2 separate regions of the Mus musculus genome follow, and region 1 is linked to region 2. A link is a loop called in an ENCODE intact Hi-C map of the cell type or tissue named here. Cell type or tissue: left cerebral cortex. All regions are shown on one strand. Each heading gives the region's core, and the rest is flanking DNA. Links, peaks and the distances in the headings are about the cores only.

Region 1 (5,377 bases), core at 297-5,296, 490 kb after region 2:
TAGCTAACCCTGCTCAGTCTGTGTATATTCCTTGTAAATGTGCTGTTCAGGAGTGGATATTTGGTATTGGATAACCAGCTGGTGTGCTCTTCCCCCAGGGAACTACACCCCCACCACATCAGTTGCCTATAGTTCTCTGTGTAGGGCTGCTGGTCCGTGACCTTCCGCCATCCACTCTGGAATGTCCACTCACGCTGCCCCTGTTGAGCCCTTGCTCAGGCAGTCATTGGCGAGACATGGGGTTCACTCTTGACAATCCCAGGAGACAGACCCACAGCCAACTCACTGATTGTCTGGCTTTTCCTCAATGTCCCCTGAGCCTTAGACTACCATAATCCAGACAAAGTATCTCATTAAATCTAGAGCTAGGCCTACCCAGCAATTCCTAAGAACCTCCTTATTCTGCCCCATAACAGAGCTAAAGTTGAGGTAATCATGTGATCTCACTTTTTATGTTAGAATTGGAACTTGAGCCAAGCACTCAGTAAGTACTTACCCATTTAGCCATCTATCTTGCATCCTGCTTAATTTTAAAAAATAAAATCACTTTTGTTTTAATGAACACACATATATATCAATTTAAGGAAGGTGCTCAAACACTTGGTTTTTTGAAGATTTTTATTTTATGTGTGTTTTTCCCACATGTGTCTGTGAAGTGCGTTTGTGGCTTGTGCCCAGTGCCCAGAAGAGAATGTTAGATTCCTTGGTACTGGAGTTTCAGACTGTTGTGAGCTTCCATGTAGGTGCCAGGAACAAGACTCAGGTGCTCTGTAAGGGCAGCCAGTGCTCTTAACCGCCTCAGCAACTCTCCATCCCCTCAATGCTTTTACATTTTTTAATTGTTGCTGCTAAGCTGGAATTCGGAAGAAACACTTTTGAGTTTTAAGTTGGGTTCTTATTACCTTTTGCATCCAAGGCCTATTAACTTCTCTCCACTTTTATCCTTTCCTCTCTACATTCCATAAATGTGTTATAGGCTTTTCCAGAAACAAATCCAGTGTTAATTACAATGGCGACCTCCGTCCACTGAGCACTCGCTATGCCCCCGTCCGCACTCATCCGCGCACTGTGGGTCACTTCGTTACCACATTCGTTCTCTCCAGTAAGTACATTAGAGGCCACTCCAGGGAAGGGAATCGGAAGTGCACCGGGGAAGCACCCTGCTCTCTCCAAGAGTGTGAACCTCAATTTGGATTAAGGTTGACAGAAAACTCACAACTCTTTGCCAAGGACAAAGATTTCATTTCACCAATGCAAACAACCTCAAACTAATCTCCCAGCTAGAATGGCACTGATTCTAGTTTTACTGAGACGCAGTATGCCAACTTCCTTTGGTCACTGCTTATATGAGGAACTTTATCCGTATACACATAAGCAATAGCACATCTAAGCCATACTGCTGGGATACTTTTCCCTTTGAGAAGAAACGTGGGGTTGGGGAGGCGAGTCAGCCAGTAAAGTGTGTGAAGTAGGAGAACCTCAATTCTGGTCCTGAGCACCCACATACCTGTAGTCTCAGCTCTGGATCCCTGGAGTTCAATGGCCAAACCTAGCTCAAAATGGAGATTCAGATCTAGTGTGAGGCCCGGTGTCAAAATTTAACGAGAGAGAGATCAAGGAAAGGCTGACCTTGCCTACCTCTAGCCCCTGCATACATACACACACCACAACCCCATTAACACACACACACACACACACACACACACACACACACACACAAAGTGTGTCTATGCAAACCTGTGACCACTGTACTCGAGGACTTCCTCTGGTCCCTCTGAGCATTCAGGTTTTTTTCTTGAGCTCTGGATTGATCCGCTATGACATGTTCCAAAATCTTGTCACCCTTCCTTCCATCAGGTCCCACTGCATCAGGACAAAGTCCCAGCTCATCACCATCCCCCTCAGTGTCCCATGAATGTGTCTGCCCCGCCGTAGTGATAGAAAAACGAACACACACAACCTTTATTACTTTTGCAGGACTGTGAACCACAAACCCAACAGGACAACCAGAGAAAAGAATTCTTCATTTTGCTGCTCTGAAAGTGTCAGCTTTGTCCCTCACAGGGGTGGGAGTATGGGGGGGGGGGGACCAGAGGTGGCCAAGAAGCAGAGATAGGAGCTTTAGGACACAGCCTCCAAGAACAGTTCCACAAACTGCCTTCCTCAAGCTAGGCCCTGTCTCCTACCTTACCTAACCTCCTCAGGAGGCCATCAAGTGATGAACCAGGATTCACTCACAGGGTCAGGGTCCCATTCTTGGAACACTTGCAGGCACTCAAGAAGTTGTACTTTACTGCCACAGTCAAGATTAACCCTCATACAGCTTCAGGGGTTCTGTGGACAGTAAATTTTGTTAATACTTCAGGGCACCTAACACAGAGTAAGAAATCCTCAGAGATTATTGCTGCTGGGTTATCAACACGGAGGCCAAAGGGATCTTTCTAAGCACCCACCTCTGGGATTCCTGAGGGTACCCGGCAGGGCCAAGCTTAGTCAATCTCACCATTCTTACCTGACAGTGGGTCATTCCTATGCTGCCTGCTCCCTTAACAAGCCATACCCATCTCCAACCACACTGAACCAGCTTATCTAATGACTGCCTCACCAACTCCTCTGAAATGTCGACTACTGCAAACAGTGTTCTTGTTTGGTTTCTGCTGCCATGACAACCAAAAAGCAACTCTGGGAAGAAAGGGTCTATTACAGCTTATATTTCCTAGTCATACTCCACCACTGAGGGATATCAGGGCAGGAAATCAAGCAAAACTAATGTAGAAATTATGGAAATAATGGAGGTATGCTGTCTATAAGACATCCCCTCTGATTGGTATGGAAGAGCCCACGTTGGCCTTACACTACCCAGGCAGGACCAATGTACTGGGCCCTCCCACACCCATCACCAATCTAGACAATCTCTCTGACTGGCTGATCCATTTGAGGCAATCCTTCAACTGAAATCCCCTCAGACGACCCTAGGCTGTGTCAAGATGAAATTGAGTAGAACAGGGGGGCTGTCTTGCGGACTTAAGCAGCCGCAATATCTAGAACAGGGTGTGAGAATCAAAGAGGTTCTTAGGATGTTTATTTCACACATGAATACATCATGAAGAGGCCACACTGCATCTGGCTGAGCACACAGCCTGAGGACTCCTGGGATCTTTCAGATCAGCCCCACTCCCTGCTCTTCAAGGCTCACTCACACTGAGCACCCACTGGCTTTGCACCACCATTCTAAGATGCAGAATAAGACTTCAGCCTTCTGGCCTCACCTGGTGTCCAAAGCTTCCTCTCTTCTAGAATCTTCTATATGCTGCAGCATCTTCTTGCAAAAACCTCCCCTCACCTCCTTCACCTGGTTAATGCCTCTAGGTTCTTTAGATTTTTGCTAGAAGCTCCCAGAGAGTGGGAATTATTACCACCTATCTCACTTCCAGTGTCCCTCGGACCTCCTAATCAAAACGAGGCAGCCAGCAAGAACAGAAGGCAGTCTCCAGGCCCACACGCTCTCTGTCCCCTGGATCACAGGCCTTCGGTTGATGTTTTACCCCATTCTGAGGACACCACCCATGCTAATCAGTACCTTTGCTAGCCCAGGGGAATTCGAACCAGGACCTAAACTTCTAGGCTGTCTATTTCAGCTATGCCAAATAAGAGATCTAGCACTAATGAACGAGGGAACAGGCACTATGAACCACTGCTGAGCTAATATGATGGATAACTGGAGGAACGTGGATGTAGACAGCACCCATCTGCTCTGCTTCCAATCTGTATGGAGCTGCCATCAACTGCTGATTCTCAAAAAAAGACATTTCACCAAGTGGAGAAAGGGCGTCTGAAGATCAGGCCCAGTGGGCTCTTACAGTACCTCCTTTTCACTATGTCAGGCTTCCTAGTGGCTAACCCTGGGCCCTCCCAACTGTGGGTCTGACCCGTGTGTTAGTGGCTGATGAAACAAATTTAGCTGTTTCAGTACATCAATGACTTTAAACGAGAAAAGTAACAAGATACTGCCAGAGTAAAATGGACATTTCAGAAACCCTTTAAAAAAAGAAAAATCAGTCAATATGTCAGTATGAATGTTTTGGAAAGCAATGGAGCATGCATATCTAAGCGATTAGGTCAAATTGTTATCGAAAATGTCTGCCTTTTTTTTTTTTTTTTTTCTGTTTTAGAACAAAGACTTTTTCACTGGGCCTGGTGGCACAAGCCTGCAATCTCAGCCACTCGAAAGGCTGAGGCAAGCAAAGAAAAGTTCAAGGCCATCCTGGCTAATTTAAGAGCTTGGCTCAAAATCAAAAGTAGGCTTGGGGTGCAGCTGCGAGGTAAAGTACTTGCCTAGCGTGATCTCCTACAGCCCCGACACCCACCCTTCCCCGCCATGCTAGTTTTGCTGTGTCAGCTGCTCTTGGTTTAATTATAACCACTGGAACTCCAGATATTTGGATACTAAGAGTAAGAGGAGCAAGGCAGCAGGCAAGCGCCACAGGCCTTTCTTACGGCTCTGTAACCCGTTGATCAAGGCACTGCTGGGCAGGGGAAATCTCAAGGCCTTAGAACTCTGCTAGGTCCTGGCCTCTTCCATTTCTAAAATGACCGCGCCAAGCCCAAATGTCTGCAGACCATACTATTCCCCATCGTTGTTCAGATTGGCCTGGACCGGGGGCAAGATGGTTGCTAGGCCTGGAGGAGGGGGAGGGGCAGGCCGGGGGTCCCCAGGGCGGGCTGGCGCGGTGCTCACCCGGAAGTCTTGCGCAGTGTCCTTGATGGGCTGCACACGATGCTCTTGGTGCCGGGCGTCGGCCTGGCAAGCACAGCACAGCAGCTCCTTGTCCTCCAGGCAGAAGAGCGTGAGCGGGGCACGGTGCGCACGGCAGGGGCGCGGGGACCGGCGACCGGTCCAGCGCGCGCCCTCAGCCTCCTCGCGCAGCAAGGTCTCCACCAGGTTGTTGAGCGTGTGGTTGGTGCGCAGCTCCCCGGGCACCGCTCGTTCCTTGCACACCGGACACGAGGGCGTCGTCTGCACCTCCCAGCAGCCGCTCACGCACCGGCGGCAGAAGTTGTGGCCACAGCGCAGAGTTACTGCGTCGCGGAACGGGTCGTAGCACACGGCACACAGCAGCTCCTCTTTGAAGGAGCGCGAAGGCCCCGGGGACACAGAAGGGCCCGGCTCCATCGCAGGAGCAGCCGCCGTCACCACCACCGGTGTCGCCGCCTTCATGCCTAGCCTGCGGGCGTTGTCCCTGCTGAAGATCTGGGAGCTTAAGGCGGCTCCAACCAATCACGGATGGGCTTTGAGGGCGTGGACCCTCCCACTTCCGTCTTGCGCGGGGTCTCCCAGAGGAGGTGTGGTCCGCGATCTCCGTTAGCTCCAAGGCGG
Region 2 (5,377 bases), core at 172-5,171:
AGCTCAAGAGCTTGGCAGGATGAAGACAATGCCTTGAATTTAGAGGAGAGGGGAGAGGCTTGGTTTAGAGACTTCAGGAGAAAAACAAGAAAAGTCTCAACTGATGGAATCACACCTGAGAGAAAGATGAAGGGTGAGATATGGGTGTTATCGCCTGCTGACCAGTGAGGTGAGTTATTCCTTGTGGTAGACTGAGAGCTCTGAGACCCTGGAGCCAGTTACACATCTCTGTGGATTTCAACCCCAGAGTATCTGCTTGCAATACCGTCCTCTATTCCTCCATTTGTCTTAGTGGCTAATGATCATTTTCTCCTATATACTACATCCCGACCAAAATTTCCCCTCCCTCCTCTCCTCCCAGCCTCCCCTGACTTTCCCCACCCCCAGATCCACCCCCCCTCCTCTGTTTCTTTAAAAAAAGAAAGAGCAAGCCTCCTCCTAGGGATATCAACCAAACATGGTGTAACAAGTTACAATAAGACCAGACACAAACCCTCATGTCAAGACTGGGCAAGATAAACCAATAGAAAGAAAAGGGTCCCAAGACCAGGCAATAGTCAGAGGCACCCTGCTCACACTGTTAGGAGTCCTCCAAGGACACCGAACTATACATGCATGTAGAGGGCCTAGCTCAGATCCAGGCAGGCTCTGTGGTTGTGGCTTCAGTCTCTGTGAGCCTCTATGAGTCCTGCTTAGTTGACTCTGTGGACTGTGTTCTCCTAGTGTCCTTGGCCCCTCTGGCTTCTACAATCCTTCCTCCCTCCCCTTCTGTGGAGTTCCCTTGGCTTTGCCTAGTGTTTGGCTTTGGGTCTCTGTATCTGCTACCATCAGTTGTAGCTAATGATTACATGAGTACTAATAATGTCAACATGGCGAAGAAAGGCAGGTAGTGTGATCTCTAAATATGGGTTTGGAAACAGCCTAAATAAGAGTCAAGCCTTCCAAAAGCTTTTTAAAAAATATTTTTATTTTATGTGTATGTGTGAGTGCCTGCATGTATGTATAAACACTCCATGTGTGCTGGTGCCCAGAGAGGTCAGAAGATGATGTCAGCATTGAAATTACAAGTGGCTATAAGCCACTCAATGTGGGTGCTGGCAGCTGAATCCAGGCTTTCTATAAAGGCAATGAAGACTAGTAACTGCTGAGCCATTTCTCTAACTCGAGTCTTATGTTCCCAGTAAATGACAAAGTTTGAAATGCATGGGTTCCGCCTTGGACATTTTTTTTTTTTTTGCTAAAGTCACTGTGTGTCATTGTTTGAGTGATATTATTAGGAGTCATGGCCTTATTGGAGTAAGTGTGGCCTTGTTTGAGAAAGTGTCACTGTAGGGGTGGGCTCTGAGACACTTCTTCTAGCTTCTAGTCTTCCCCAAGCAGCCTTCAGATGAAGATGTAGAACTCTCAGTTCCTCCTGCACCATGCCTGCCTGGATGCTGTCATGTTCCTGCCTTGATGATACTGGACTGAACCTGTAAGCCAGCCCCAATTAAACGCTGTCCTTTATAAGAGTTCCCTTGGTCCTGGTGTCAATCACAACAATGGAAACCCTAACGGAGACAGTGTGGATGGGCATGGGCTCTGTGGCAGTGCATGGATGTGCAAACCCAAGAGGCTAGAGTGGGCCACTCGCTATACTATGCCAGTGAAAGAGATGTGTAATGGAAGAAGCCAGGTTAGGAGATCTATTGCTGTGGTCACTGTGGGAAGAGGAACGCATCTAGAAGTTCAGCGTTGCCCCAAGTCTCTCATGAAGGTTCTTGAGGTTTAAACTTAGAAGAAGAATTGGGGGAAGGGGCAAGAGGTGTGTATGGTCACCGTCATGCATTGTCTGCCTGGCCACTGTTCCAGTTCAGGTTCTTCAGAATGGTTGAAAGGAGTCCTGATATTTATCATCACGTAGGGGGATCAGTCTGGCTCTTAGGAGATGTTTATTTCAGGATGCAGGCTTGCTCTACTTGATGGTTGTTCTCTGGGAAGTTGTAAGGAGCAGTCTGTCCTGAGAGGTTCAAGGTGACTGAACGTTTAGGATAATAACTGACCCCTGTTTTCAGACTGGAAGGGGGGTGAAGTGAGGCTAGACAGACAGTCCTTAAGTGATTGACATATCCATGTGCAGAGCTATACAGGTAGCCCGAGAGTAGAGGAGTCAGACACTGGATTGCACCCCGCATTTGGTTACCTGATGAGGAGTCAATGCTTTGTAGCAAAAACCGGTCTATGTTCTTGCTCACTGCTAGCCTAGCTCTGAGCTGAGGGTGCAGGATGCTCACGGAAGCTCTCAGCTTTGCCTTCTGAAGGGCGGCGGCCATGTGAGGTCCAGATGAGTTGGCTTATAAAATGTTCCAGGACGCATGCCAGACATAGGAAGTTTCCAGGGGATATCATTAGCCTTTGCTCTCCAGGTCTAGTGGGTGTTTAGCAGTCACATGATCTCATTCTATTTTATATGTGACTATCAGATCCTTGAGGACAGAAACACGTTTTATTCCTTGCCCGAAAGCACTTAACAGTTTCTTCCACTAACAGGTGCTAAGTGTCCAGGGGTTTACCTTATAAAACAGTGTGCTATCGAAAAACAGAAATACTGGCACTTCCCGGGTTTCCAGAATGAGCATCTTAGCCCTCAAGGTCATCCGGAGAACAACAGCCCTTTGCCTGGTGCCTTTAATTTCACTTTCACAGAGACCTGGTGGACAGAAGTGAGAGGTGTTGATTAGGGAATTCAGAACGAATGGCCCTTGGCTGTGCAGTGTGTGCCATTTGCCTGTAGATGGCGGCATTGCACGAGCCTGAGAGGAAGACAGCCAGCGCGCATGAGATTTCCGCTGCTCTGGGGCCAGCAGCTCCTAGCTGTGGGATCAAACAAACAAACAAACAAACAAAACAAACCACCACCACCAACAAAACAAAACAAAAAACTGGCGTTCAGGGACCTTGTTTGATCCAGAACTGGGTTGTACAGCTAAGAAGTCATCGAATGCATCAAGCCGTTTGGCTCAGAGTCTCAACTTGTTCTCTTAACAGGATGCATGCAATGCTACTAAGAATTTAAATGTAGGTGGGAAGGGGGGATTGGGATGGAGCCAAGAAAGGGAACAACATGATCAAAAATATATGGTTAAAAAAATTGTTAAGTGGCAAAAATGGTTAAGAACTGGTGATGTCCTGTGGCCACATATTCTCTCTCCCCTCCTTCCTTCCCTCTCTCCCACCTTCCTCTCCCCTCCTTCCCCCCCCCCGTCCCCTTCCCCTCCCCTTCCCAGTCTCCCCTCCCTCTCCTCCTTTCTCAGTCTTCCTCCTTAGTATCCCCCTTCTCTTCCTCTGTCTCCTCTCTTCCCCCTCTCCCTCCTTATTCTTTTTCCCCACCCCTCTCCTTCCTCCTCTTCCCTCCCAGTATTTTTCCGGTTCTTTTGAGCTGCACTGGGTCTTCACGCTTGTGTGGCAAATGATTAACCAATGAGCCGTCTCTTTTGTCTCGTAATGTATTTAATTTTTTTTCTTGGTCACCTAGCTGAGGAAGTTTGTTTGTTTTGGTTTTTTTTTGTTTTTTTTTTTTAAGTAAATTACTGTGTCTCATTTCTTTGAACAGTATGATTTTGAAATGAGGGTAGGTAAGGGTTTTTTGTCTTAAGAGAGTGGAGCATGTACATTTTAATGCACTAATAGTAAATGTCCTTTCAGATTTATCCATATCTCATATTTTAATGTTATTATAAGTTCCATTGTATACATAATCTTATGGATTAATGTTTACAACATAGTGCTATTTAATTAAAATTTTTTTTTTTTACATTTTATGTTTTGAAGAGTTATTTTATAAATATGAATCTTTTTTTTTTTGCCTGCATGTAATGCCTGTGGCTGCCAGAAGAGGGAGTCAGTTCCCCTGCACTGAAGGTAAGGCGGTTGTGAGCTGCAATTTTGAGGTTGGGAACCAAACCCAGGTCCTCTGAAGAAGAATCAAATGTTCTTTTTGGTTTGTTTGCTTCTTACGAGACAGGATTTTTCTGTGCTGCCCTGAAATTTTCTCTGTAGACCAGACTGGGTTTGAACTCACAGTGATCTGCTGAAGCAAATGTTCTTAATCATTGAGCTAGCTCCTTAACACCCTTATTTATTTGTGGTGTGTGTGTGTGTGTGTGTGTGTGTGTGTGTGTGCACGTGTGGATTTCAGAGGACAACCTTCAAAGCTGGTCCTCTCCTTCCACCATGTAGGTTCTGGGAGTGGAATTCAGGTCATCTTTACCTGCTGAGTCATTTCTCCAGTTCTATACATTATTTCTGTATACTGATCTTATAGTCCTGCTAATCTTCCATTACCTTTTCCCAAGCCTTCCTGGAATTGCATGTAGATGATCAGGTTGTCTACAAATGAAGGCATTTTTACTTATTTCTTTGGCATTGGTGCTGTCTCAGCCTTAACACATGGACTACATTTCCTAGAACATTGCTCAGAAGTGGATTGAGCTTATGCGCAAAGCATCCAGGCTCTGTGGATCCCCAGCATCTTTTGTAGACTATGTTTTACAGCCTGTAGATTGATTATAGCTTTTGTAGACTACACATAACAGTGTGGATTCATTGTATCCTTTTTTATCTTTTACTTTACTTTATTTATATGAGTACACTATAGCTGTCTTCAGACACACCAGAAAAGGGCACTGATAACCATGCAGTTGCTGGGATTTGAACTCAGGACCTTTGGAAGAGCAGTCAGTGCTCTTAACTGCCCAGTCATCTCTCCAACCCCTCACATCTTTTGTAGACTACATGCTTACAAGTGTGGATTCACTATATCTTTTGTAGAGGGCACCAGGCTTTACAAAGATGAAGATTTCCCTCCACTCATTGCTGAGATTTTTTTTTTAATTGGTAATAGACTTTGGCTTTTATCCAACACATTTTCTTTATCTATTGAGTTGATTTTTTTTTAAGTTGTTAACATAGCGACTCTCCAGATTTGATTTTCAAATGCTAAACCAACTTTGCATTGCTGGATAAACCAATCTTGGTCACGGTATAGTAGCCTTCTCTTACATTATTTGGTTCAATCCACTAAACTTTTTGCATCTATTTATGAAGATCGCAGAGTTCAGTAGTGATGTCTTTGGATTGTGTCAATGTAGTATTGAGTTCATAGGATATCTTGTTATCAGATTTTCCTTTCCATTTTTTTGAAAGAGCGTGTGCAGACTTGGTGTGATTTCTTCTTTTACCTGTGGTTACTTTACCACTGCAGCTGGTCAGACCTGGAGTTCAGTTTGTTCGAAGGCCTTTTAGGAAGTATCAACTTGCTGGGCGGTGGTGGCGCACACCTTTAATCCCAGCACTTGGGAGGCAGAGGCAGGTAGATTTCCGAGTTTGAGGCCAGCCT

The links. A loop is a pair of places that touch in the nucleus more often than their neighbours do. Peaks named below come from ENCODE experiments on the same cell type or tissue, not always from the same donor. Only the 100,000 strongest peaks of a DNase experiment are listed, where the experiment ranks them.
Region 1: a loop joins it to region 2, with 4 times the contacts of the local background. A loop is called at or near these places in 8 of 42 quality-filtered maps.

What each region holds. Positions count from the first base shown.
Region 1 is chr14:66,296,911-66,302,287 of GRCm38, reverse strand. Trim35 (tripartite motif-containing 35) reads right to left here and starts at 5,263. Exons shown (of 6, transcript NM_029979.3): 1 at 4,739-5,263. The coding sequence starts at 5,218. It overlaps 1700001G11Rik (RIKEN cDNA 1700001G11 gene), which reads left to right and starts at 5,159. Exons shown (of 3, transcript NR_038077.1): 1 at 5,159-5,377. In left cerebral cortex, for the core only: a CTCF peak has its summit at 4,206; DNase peaks (open chromatin) are centred at 2,563, 3,661, 4,420 and 4,675; H3K4me3 peaks cover 3,043 bases; H3K27ac peaks cover 2,837 bases.
Region 2 is chr14:66,789,358-66,794,734 of GRCm38, reverse strand. No RefSeq gene overlaps it. Among named protein-coding and RNA genes, the nearest start is that of Gm5464, 77 kb to the left of the region's middle. In left cerebral cortex, for the core only: CTCF peaks have their summits at 2,745 (motif pointing right) and 3,865 (motif pointing right); a DNase peak (open chromatin) is centred at 2,776; H3K4me3 peaks cover 208 bases.